Linked DNA regions of Homo sapiens: region 2 is linked to region 1. The links are chromatin contacts, found by Hi-C or POLR2A ChIA-PET in ENCODE. All regions are on one chromosome and are shown on one strand. The core of a region is the stretch at or near the end of the contact, and the rest is flanking DNA. Distances in the headings are between cores, read along the strand shown.

Region 1 (5,330 bases), core at 215-2,714:
ATAAATTGGAAGAGAAATAGGTATAATAGGAAAAACCTGAGGGAGCCCCATTCCCCCTCCCCAAATCTGGTGAGATCATTGTGTAGAGCTAAGTGAGAACGCCTGAAATATGCTTGAAGAAACGTTCATCTTTGATGGGGCATTCAGCTCAGTCTCATGCAGCCCTACCCCAGCCCCAAACTGGGCCTGGTCCTATCCCAGGACAACCCTAGGGGGGCCCCAGAGTTCCCTCCTAGAAACCAGAAGTTCCCAGCCCTTCCTGCTGCCCACCCCACCCCATGGACACGTGCCCATGTGTCAAGTAACAACAGTTAATAGTGAAGTGGGCTAGAAACACCCTGTGGCTGCCTCAGGAAGGAGAGAATATCTCTAAGTCCAGTGAGCTCAAGGTGGAACAAGAATCCAGGTGTTCAAAGGGAAGGCAGAAGGAAATGATGAGAGAAAAGGGGGATTTGTGCTCATCTCAGCAGGAACCTGGGTTGGGGCTGAGGAACTAGGAGAAGCCATGCCCCGGGGAGCCTGGAGGAAGATGCCCAGGCCAGAGCACCAGCTTGGAATTGGGAGAGCCAGGCAGGACCCCGAGTAGACATTAGGGGTTAGCGTCTGTTAGAGGAAGTTGAGGAAGAAAAACAATAAAGTTGCCCTTCCAAACAAGACAGAAGCAGTTTCTACCGTAGGTAACCGCTGGCCTAGTTATTTATTCAATATATATTCACTGAGCACATCGTCGTGCTAGGCCCTATGTCAGAAAAGGGATTTTGGGGCCAGGCACGGTGGCTCATGCCTATAATCCCAGCACTTTGGGAGGCTGATATTGGCAGATCGCCTGAGGTCAGGAGTTCAAAACCAGCCTGGCCAACGTAGTAAAACCCTGTCTCTAGGAAAAACACAAAAATTAGCTGGGCATGGTGGCTGGTGCCTGTAGTCCCAGCTACTCCGGAGGCTGAGGCAGGAGAATCACTTGAACCCAGGAGGCGGAAGTTGCAGTGAGCTGAAATTGCACCACTGCACTCCAGCCTGGGTGACAGAGCGAGATTCTGTCTCAAAACAAAAAAGAAAAAAGAAAGGGATTTTAATTAAATGCAGACTTACAGGACCTGAGACTACCTTCCTAGAGACTGAGTCTTCTTTGGAAGGCGGCAGGGATGCAGCAGCCCACAATCAAGCCATTCCCACCTCACGAATGTGGAGAATCTGAGAGGGGGTGCCTCCTTCCCCTGTGGGATTTTCTGTGGTCTCAGACCCCACAGCAGCTTCTATGCTCACCCAGCAGAGGGCAGCCTGAGCTCAGGCGCCATCTTCCCAGCACCTGCTTAGGAGACGGGACAGATGGGCACCTAGCCCCCTCACTGCCCACTGCAGGGTGGGCATGGTGCCCACTTGCTGGTGGCAGCAGCACCAGAGAAACAGGATGCACCAGGAGGCTGTAAAAAAAGGCTGTTTTTGAGTTCTCCCTAAGCCGTGATGGTGCTGCCTGGCAGATGCTCGGCCCTGGCATGCTGCCACACTCACCCTCTGTAGCATCCTGAGACTAAGGATCATCTCCTTCTCATTCCAGAGCAGCCTGCTCACCCTGCTTCTACTCCCTGTTTCTCCGAGGCATAGAATCCTCGGGAGGGACCCCAGAGCTGGAAGGGACTTGGTTGCTGCTAGTGCTGGAGTTGCCATTTCAAATAACTTCAAAGGGCAGGCAGGGAGCCTGAATTTGTGAAGCTGACTTAGGGTAAGATGGCAGGAAATGGTAGTGGCTATGCCGAACTGGAGAAAAGAGCCTTGTGCAAAGGCACCTAAATTGAATTGTTTTTCTAACTGTGAGTAAGATAAAATGCAGCCACAGGCTGAGTTGGGACATGAGTTGGCTGCCAGTTTCCTCCCTGTCCAGTTCACCCCTTAACCTTCGAGATGGGCAAACAAAGGTCCAGAGAGGGCCCAAGATAGGGCCTGATTCCCTTCTCACCAGAATCCAGTTCTGTAGTGCTGTTTATTCCTTGGGGGCACAGGGCAAATATTAAGCACAAAGAGTTGGGGGTGGTGTGGACGTCTAGCTCTGCCTGCCCCACGGCTGCTGATCAGTCTTGGATTGCTTCATTTCCTTCCTTGGCCACAGATCTCCTGTTTGGAGAAAGCAGCCTCCTCCAGAATACAGGGCACTCCTTTTCCTCAGAGTGAGTCACAGCCTCCGAGCAGACTTGTGGACAGCTTACTCCGAGACAGAATTCTCCACTCCCACTGCTTTTTCCAATGAATACCTCCAGCGGTGGGCCTCCACTGCCTTGGGCCACCGCCCTAGGGCTGCGAACTTTAATTTACTCAGGTTTTTCCCTCCTTAAAAAGAGGTCCTACAGAGAAACACCCAGGGGTCTTTTGGCCTTGATTCTTCAGATCTCATTTAAAAAAAATAGATAGATAGATAGATAGATAGATAGATAGATAGATAGATAGATAGATAGATAGATGGATGGATGGATAGATAGATAGATTAGAAGCATAAAGTGCTGTTTTCTCATAAGGTGTGAAGGTTGCAGGAGTGTGGCTGGTACTTGTCGTGGCTCTGCAAGCACCAAGAGTGGTTCTTCAGAAATCCAGGCTTGTACCTGAATTGCCTCCATCTCCAGGAGAATCAGCAGGCCATGCTGAGCTTGATGGGGATGCTTCACTAGGGCAGGAAACCTGAACCTCAGTCTCCTGGGTAGCAGGAACTGGGTTGTGGCCCCATTACCAATCATAGAGACACCTTTGGGACCTGGGGTAAGTATTTATGATATAGCTAGTCATGTGAAGAATGAGGGGAGGATTAGGACACAACTAAGGCCACTGTCACAGAGCTCCTGCCCGCCTAGCACCTCCCAACCTCCCAACCAACATGTGCAAAAGATGGCCAGAGTCCTGAAAAACTGGTCTCGAAAGGACATTGTCTCAAGTATACCTTTGAGAGGAGGAAACAGAACATTTAGTTTTTTTTTTTTTTTTTTTTTTTTTGAGACGGAGTCTCGCTCTATTGCCCAGGCTGGAGTGCCATGGTGTGATCTCGGCTCACTTCAAGCTCCGCTTCCCGGGTTCATGCCATTCTCCTGACTCAGCCTCCCGAGTAGCTGGGACTATAGGTGCCCGCCACCATGCCCGGCTAATTTTTTGTATTTTTAGTGGAGAGGGGTTTCACTGTGTTAGCCAGGATGGTCTTGATCTCCTGACCTCGTGATCCACCTGCCTTGGCCTCCCAAAATGCTGGGATTACAGGCGTGAGCCACCAGGCCGGCCACATTTACCTATTTGTTCAAGGAAAAAGAAACAGAAAAAGAAAAAAACAGAGATGGATGAGATTAGCTACCTGCAGGGCATGGTAGGAACAGGATGGAAATAAAGGGAATGAGGGGGAATGAGACTTCTAGGAATATCTCTTTTTGTTTATTTTATTTTATTTTTAGCAGAGATGTGGGTTCCTTATGTTGCCCAGCTGGTCTTGAACTCCTGGGCTCCAGCTATCCTCCTGCCTCCATCTCCCAAAGTGCTGGGATTACAGGTGTGAGCTACCGCACCCGATCCTCTTTTTGTTCTGAACTGACTTTTAAAATCATTTTAATATTTCACATCTCAAAAATAAATACAAATAAAACTCACAAGGACAGGGAAAACGCTAAAGTTGAACACAAGCAGAAACAAGCAAATAAAATGTACCCTTTGACTTCTATCTTACCACTTTGTAGTAAAAATAACTAATCCCAGTAACATGTTAAACTTTTTCTAGTTTAACCCTTGCAGCATCCCTAAATGGTAGGTACGATGACTAGTCTAGTTTTACAAAAGGGGAATTGCCCTTTAGGAAGGAGGCAAAGGAAGCTCCCAAGCTCCCAGGGACTTGAACTCAGATTTTGCACCAGATTTATATTAGATCTCAATTCCGAAATCCTATTACATCCTCAGCTCTGAGCCAGGCACAGAAGGATGATTTAGTGTCTCTGAGTTCCAAGAATCTACAACACTTAAAATCTCAGTGACAAACATTTAACATCCTGAGGTTATACATAAGGGAATGAATAATTCCTTTATGATTCATAAAGATTTAAAGACCAGGCCGAGCATGGTGGCTTACGCCTGTAATTCCAGCATTTTGGGAGGCCGAGGTGGCTGGATCACAAGGTCAGGAGTTCGAGACCAGTCTGGCCAACATGGTGAAACGCTGTTTCTACTAAAAATTCAAAAAATGAGCTGGGCATGATGGCGGGTGCCTGTAATCCCAGCTACTCGGGAGGCTGAGGCAGGAGAATCTCTTGAACCCAGGTGGCAGAAGTTGCAGTGAGCCAAGATCACACCACTGCACTCCAGCCCTGGTAACAGTGCGAGACTCTGTCTCAAAAACAAAACAAAACAAAAAGATTTAAAGACCAAAAAGATTTTAGGAATTCTGGGCACTCTGTGTGGGCTGCTTTCTTGGAGGATATAGGATTTTAGGTAGGTATAGAAAAGGAGACAGAGAATTCCGGAGAGCAGAAGACACTTGGGGCAAAGGGTTAAAAGGGGCTTGGCGTGTTAAGAGCAAAGGAGACCGGCTTCTGCATGGGAACGAACAACACAGAAGGACGTCCGTCACGCTGCTGGATGACTCTTAATATAAGAGTTCCAAGTCAAGGCGAACATCATGGAAGGAAGAAGTCCACAATGAGGCTGGGGTGAGGTTGGTAAATTCCAGTCCCTAACTTTAGCCCTTAGACAGCTACATTTAGATATTGGATATTTGCCACCCCTTTCAATTACTGGGCTCCAAGAGATTACCTAGGAGAAGGCAGACTCTATATTCTGGATCTGCGACTAAAAAATGTTTTTGCACAAAACGTTTGCTCCTTTAGTTGTTTTTGCTTTTCTCTTTTGTCTCTACTTTCTAAGCCACTCCCTGTTTGCTGAGCTGAAAAGCAAGTTCTCAGCCCTGCTGTCTCTTTCTAAAGCCAGCTTGCCTGTAGCCCCCAGGGGTGAGGAGAGGTGTTAGAAGAAAACACTTCTCCCCTTCTGGGTCCCTTCCGCAGCTGGAGTTGGTGCACAGTGGGGATAATGAGAAAAAATAGGAAAGCAAAAAGGCTTTGTGGGAAAGGAAGGTGGCCACATACCAACGCTGGGTCTAGCTGGAGGGCAAGCAGGAAACATGAACAAAATGAAAACATGGAGAATTCCTATCAGACCACTGCTTCACGGCATCCTAAGTTTTAATCAGGACGAATGTTCAGATAAACCCAAAAAATCCTTGAAACGAGGACAAATGCAACATTTGGCCCTCAAGTCGCTGCCTCCCATTGTCATCCCCTTTTGAAACAACAAAAAATATCACACATGTCTGACCT
Region 2 (5,836 bases), core at 1,495-3,994, 190 kb after region 1:
CAAAAAAGAAATTTAAGGAACAGCTTTATTGTTGTAAAATAGACATACAATAAACAGAGCACATATTTAAATTGTGCAACTTATACTTTGATATAACCCTGTGAAAACATCACCACAATCAAGATAGTGAATATATTTATCACCTCCTGATACAGTTTAGCTCTGTGTCCCCACCTAAGTCTCATGTTGAATTGTAATCCCCAATGCTGGGGGAGGGGCTTTGTGGGAGGTGATTGAATTGTGGGGGTGCACTTCCCCCTTGCTGTTCTTGAGATAGTGAATGAGCTCTCATGAGCTCCCCTTCACTCACTCTCTTTCCTGCTGCCATGTGAGGATGTGCTTGCCTCTTCTTTGCCCTTCTGCCATGATGTGTTTCCTGAGTCCTCCCTAACCATGCCTCCTGTACAGCTTGCAGAACTGTGAGTCAGTTAAATCTCTTTTCTTCATAAATTACCCAGTCTCAGGTGGCTCTTTATAGCAGTGTGACAAGGAACTAATATACCTCCTAAGTTACCTCAAGCTTCTTCTTAATTCCTTCTCCTCCCTTCCTTCATTGCCAAGCAAACAACCACCTGTTTTCTGTCACTATAGATTAGTTTACATTTTGTGGGTTTTTTTTTTTTTTGAGACAAGGTCTCACTCTGTTGCCCAGGATGGAGTGCAGTGGTGCGATCATAGCTCATTGCAGCCTTGAACTCCTAGTTTCAAGTGGTCCTCCCACTTCAGCCTCCTGAGTACCTGGGACTACAGGGGTACACCACCACAACTGGCTTAAAAAATTTTTTAAATAAAAATGGGGTCTTGTTATGTTTCTCAGGCTGGTCTCGAACTCCTCGCCTCAAGCAGCCCTCCCTCCTTGGCCTCCCAAATTGTTGGGATTACAGGCATGAGTCATGACTCCTGGCCTAGTTTACATTTTCTAGAGTTTTGTATAAATGGAAACATACAGAATGTATTTTTTTGCGGAGTGGGGGAGTGTTTCTATTTCTTTCTTTCTTTTTTCTTTTTTTTTTTTTTTTGAGACGGAGTCTCGCTCTGTCTGTTGCCCAGGCTGGAGTGCAGTGGTGCGATCTCGGCTCACCGCAAGCTCCACCTCCCGGGTTCAAGCAATTCTCCTGCCTCAGCCTCCTGAGTAGCTGGGACTACAGGCGCCCGCCACCACACCTGGCTAATTTTTTTTGTATTTTTGGTAGAGACGGGGTTTCACCATGTTAGCCAGGATGGTCTCGATCTCCTGACCTCGTGATCTGCCCGCTTCGGCCTCCCTAAGTGCTGGGATTACAGGCGTGAGCCACCGTGCCCGGCCCAAGTGTTTCTATTTCTTAACCAGCTTTCATGCAATCTTTTTTTATTTTACCATCTCTGTGATCCCACTCCCAAAGGTACTAGATGTCGATTGGTCCTTAGGATCAGCTACCATTTGCCCAACTGCTTTCCAGCCTTCCAAAAATTTTTTTCTTTTTTTCTTAAAGATACTCCTGTGTGAGGCTCAGAACTCTTGAATTGCTACTGCAAATATGAACTCGGTGATGTGAATGCCAGGGAATTGCCTGATTGATCAAAGAAATGTATCCCCTTCTCCCTCACTCTTGCTGTCTTCTCATTTGTTTTCCCCATCCTTGTGGATTCGTGAATTTAAATATCCCTTTAATGTTATAATATTTTAATGGCGTTTGGCGAAAAGTACAGAATTAGGTGCAAGAGTGCATAGCTGTTATTTTTTTTTTTGGCCTCTGAGACTGTTCATATATGCAAGTTATTTAACAGAAAGTTCTGCAGTGACCTGAGATGTCAGGGGGGTCTGATAGAGTACGTTTGAAGGCAGTTACTGGAAAAAAATAATGCCATTTCTGGTTTGTACTTCGGTAAGTTCAGATGACCCAATATATTGTTTACATGTGGCATTCAGTAAAAAAGTAGCTTCCCCTCCCTTTCTTCTTCCTTTTCTCCTTTCCTGCTTCTATAAAGCATCTGCTTTGGGAAACTTCTTAGGAGGAGAGCTTGCCAGCCCGTGGGTAATGGAGAGGTCTTGCAGAGATAAAAGAGATGCTCCCACTCAATGCAGGATGGTGTGGAGGTAAATGGGGATATGTCTGGCATCACTCAGGAATGGGCCTTCCTGGCAGGGAAGAGAAGGGAGGGGAAAGAGGAAGGGAGTCAAAGATGAATTGCTGAATACGGGGATTCCAGGGCCTGGAGCCAGGAAGAGAACTTTGGGAGGTGTGAACCTGGAGGGCATCAGCTGATGAGGAGCAGCCTGAAGTCCGGGGAGGACCTGTTTTTGGTGGCCAGGAAGAAAGTGCCTTCCACACACAGGGAGGCCACAAGGCTGATGGGCTGGGGGTTGGAAGGACAGCCCTAGGACAGGCTTGGGAAGCAGGCTCAGGTAGGGACTGTGAGGTTCTTGTTGAGTCTTTTTCATTCCTGGTCTTAGAAAATAGAATCCAAGGCCTCTTGAGAGTGGAAGGTGGGTTGGGAGGAGGGCAGATGGGGCTTAGGCCCAGGACACCCGTAGAGCTACTGCCCAGCTGTCTCTCAGGGACTCTGCTGAGGTCACTCCAAGGATCATTCTTAGCCTTGCTAGACAGTACTGACAGAGGGAACCGTAGTATCGCACCCACTTCCTTCTCTTTCAATGAAAGTTTAAAGGTCACCATTTCCTCTGGCAAAGGAAGTTCCACAAATATTCCATTTCCGGTCTTAGAAACAGCAAGGTATCAAGCAATTGCAAACTTCCTGTGCTGGGGAATTCCCAAGGAAGTAGGGGCAGAGTTCTGGTGGAGACAAAGTGAATTCCGAGTGATTAGTCAGTAGCAGTAGCAGTAGCAGTAGCAGTAGCAGTAGCAGTAGCAGTAGCAGCAGCAGAACCAGAATTTCCCCGCACGTGTCTCAGGCTCTCATTTGCCAACTCAGTCTCTAAGTATTTTTATTGGCAGGAAAAATAAAATAGCTATGAGTGAAATAATTCATTAGACCTGAGCCTCCATCAATTTTGTGTTTAAAGGCCTGACTCTCTTTACCTTTCCCTGGGATGGAAGATGCAAATGTTCCTGATGTCACTGTCAAAAAAGAAGAACCAGTGGGTATATTGTATGCTTGAGTTCCAGCCATTTGTCACAATAGATAGAGATGACTGCCATGTGTGTAGACTTTCTATAGACTGTGTGCTAAACCCGACCTGCCACTTCCAAGGAGTAGATGAGGAATGTCCATGGTTCTGGGGAGCCCTACCCCAATTTGGGGCAGACATTCCAAAGCTCATTTTCTGTGGAGGGGGTTGATGGTTAAAGGACGGCCTGGGAGTAACTCGTCTGTACTAGGGCCCAGGAGAGTTACATGCTGCTTCCCATGTTATTCATCATTCCCCCATGTGAATAGCTATGGCGTGAGGTCCAAGGTTAGGGCCTTTCTACCATAAATGGGGGAATAAAATTCCCCTACCAGCCTGAGAAGTTTCTGTTATAAAGAGGCCTTTTTTTTTGCGGGGGTGGGGGAGCAAGCCGACTAATGTGTTATTTCCATACGGTTTGTTTTAAAATGTAGACGTCATATGCAGGAGAGGTGGTGTAGTGAGTCACAACGGGATTAGAAGGACCAGTCCGAAAAGCAGAAGAGGGTCAAGTTCAGGGCACGGAGGACTACTGCATTCAGTGGCGTGAAAGGCAGATGGCTGAACAGGAGGGGGACATTACATTGCTTGTTCTCCTTGAGCCTCGATTTCCTCATCTAAAAAGAGGGTCATTTATTCACAGAACATTTATTAAACTTGTGCCAGGCACCGTGCCAGGAGCTGGACTAAAAATTAAATCCACCCCTGTGAGCTGCTCTGAAGGCTAAAATATGAAGTATGTAAAAGTAACCAAGTGCTGTACACATGCAGCTATTCAATGACTGTGTGGGCATTGCGGCAGATTTTAATTTTCTTTTTTATTTCTTTCTCTTTAGTGAGAGGTGTTGGTTGTTATTATTGTCGTCGCTGTAACTGTCTATTTCACTTGCTTTTTTGTTGCCTCCAGCCCATTCCAGGGCTGTCATCTAGGACACTTCTTATCACCTAAATAACCGGGGAGGCAAAGCGCTTTCTTAAGAGATGGATCCAGAAGAACAATGCTGGTTTTCTGTACAAAAAGGGGCTGTGGGAAGTAGAGATAAGAAGGGAATTGGCCAAGATGAATGTACAGAGCCTTATTTTTTTTATAACACAGCAAGATTAGATACAAAACAGGACAATAGCATCATCTGTTTTTATAACTGGAAAGGACCTCACTTTACAGGTGGGGAAGAATAGAGTGGAGAAGTGAAGAGAATGGTCACAGAGTCAATCAGCATGTCTGCGTCAAAGCTGGGATTCCCGATTCAGGGCTCTTACTACAGTGACGTATGGCTAATATTTTGGCATTGTTTCGGGGAAAAGCTGAAGCCCTGATGGTGTACGTCACTCTTGAGATAGTCTGTAGTCCAGCAGGGAGGAAAGCAAGGAAGGGAGGTGGAGGCAGCATTTTTGGGTGTAACATTTCGTTCTTGTTTTGTGGCCAAATCATAGTGTGATTGGGACAAGCCACTGCCTTTCTCTGAGCCTCCACTTTCTTTTTCTTCTTAAGAGGGAGGGAATAGTAGAGTAAAAGTAGTCATTTTATCAAACACCTGCTATTTTGGAGCCATATTGCAAGTGGGTTGGGGGTTGAACAGTTGGCTTTATTACCCATAGGATTAAATCCAACCTCGATACTGTGGCATTCCCAAACTCCAGTCTAATCTTCTTCTCCATCAGCCATGCCCCACGACACCCTGGTCATATCTGATGTTGCCCCTTGCACTTGCCCCCTCCTTATCTTTGCTTTCTGACCTACCATATGGCTATTGGTTGAAATTCTCATTTTCCAGGGCCTTGCTTAAATATCATCTCATCCATTAAAACTTTCTTGAACCTCCCCTTGCCCTGTTCCTCCCTAATGTCTCAAGCCAGAATTTATTTCCTTTTGTGGCCAAGGGACTGGGTTTGTGACCTCTCTCACGAGACTTAATATTGAGACCAAACGTCTTTAGACCTCACCAGCCAGAGAGATGAGCATCTATGGAATGCAGGCTTTTGCCTGGACTTGCTGATGCAGGGCCTCTGCCTTCCTCCAGGGCCTCTCCTGCTGTTTTAGGAATTTCCCTCATGGCACAGTCCATGAGCTCAGGGTCAAGTTCATACATGTTTTTACTTCTTCTACTCTGCAAATGGTCTTCTTGAACTCTGAGGGTCCTAAAGCTGCTCTGCAGTTTGTGGGGTGAGTAGAAAGGGGCTTTCAAAAGTTGTGCTGTTGTTTCCCACCCCAATAGCATGAAACACAAAGATGCTTACAAATAGCTGCCTTGCTTTCTAGTCCCAACTTCTCTCTCCTGAGGCTTTAAAACAAGTCCCCTAGGTTGAGCTGGACTGGAGTTGTATCCTATCTTCATTATCTGTCTACTCTCTTTCTGCTCTCTAGAGAAGATATTATATATGTGTGTATGTATGTGTAAATATATAATATCCATATATAGAACATATATTGTTATATTTACATATACATACATAACATATGCATGTATTCATATATACATATGTAGTATCAAAGTTGGAATTAAACTGTATATTTTGTAATTTGCTTTTATTTGCATCTATCACTGTAAAATGAATATTTATCCATACCGTAAGATATTCTTCAATGTATTTTTTTTTTTTTTGAGACAGGGTCTTGCTTTGTTGCCCAGGCTGGAGTGCAATGACCCGATCTTGGGTCACTGCAGCCTTGACCTCCCCGGCTCAAGTGATCTTCCCACCTTAGCCCTCTGAGTAGCTGGGACTAGA

The links. A loop is a pair of places that touch in the nucleus more often than their neighbours do. ChIA-PET counts read pairs that join two places held with the same protein, here RNA polymerase II (POLR2A). Pooled maps may share reads with other maps.
Region 2: a loop to region 1 is called in a map of endothelial cell of umbilical vein, with 12 times the contacts of the local background. The contact joins two enhancer-like sites. A Hi-C loop is called at or near these places in 1 of 168 maps with a recorded cell type or tissue (endothelial cell of umbilical vein) and 6 of 50 pooled maps. POLR2A ChIA-PET finds 5 or more read pairs at or near these places in 2 of 52 experiments (both WTC11).

What each region holds. Positions count from the first base shown.
Region 1 is chr2:112,625,432-112,630,761 of GRCh38, forward strand. No RefSeq gene overlaps it. Among named protein-coding and RNA genes, the nearest start is that of SLC20A1-DT, 16 kb to the right of the region's middle. RefSeq lists an enhancer at 5,219-5,330. Within about 2 kb of position 1,465, at least 30 of the 41 ENCODE cell types and tissues checked have a DNase peak (open chromatin) inside an H3K27ac peak, as active enhancers do; they include endothelial cell of umbilical vein, where a contact is called at or near this core.
Region 2 is chr2:112,809,372-112,815,207 of GRCh38, forward strand. No RefSeq gene overlaps it. Among named protein-coding and RNA genes, the nearest start is that of IL1B, 24 kb to the right of the region's middle. RefSeq lists an enhancer at 2,242-3,441. Within about 2 kb of position 2,745, at least 11 of the 41 ENCODE cell types and tissues checked have a DNase peak (open chromatin) inside an H3K27ac peak, as active enhancers do; they include endothelial cell of umbilical vein, where a contact is called at or near this core.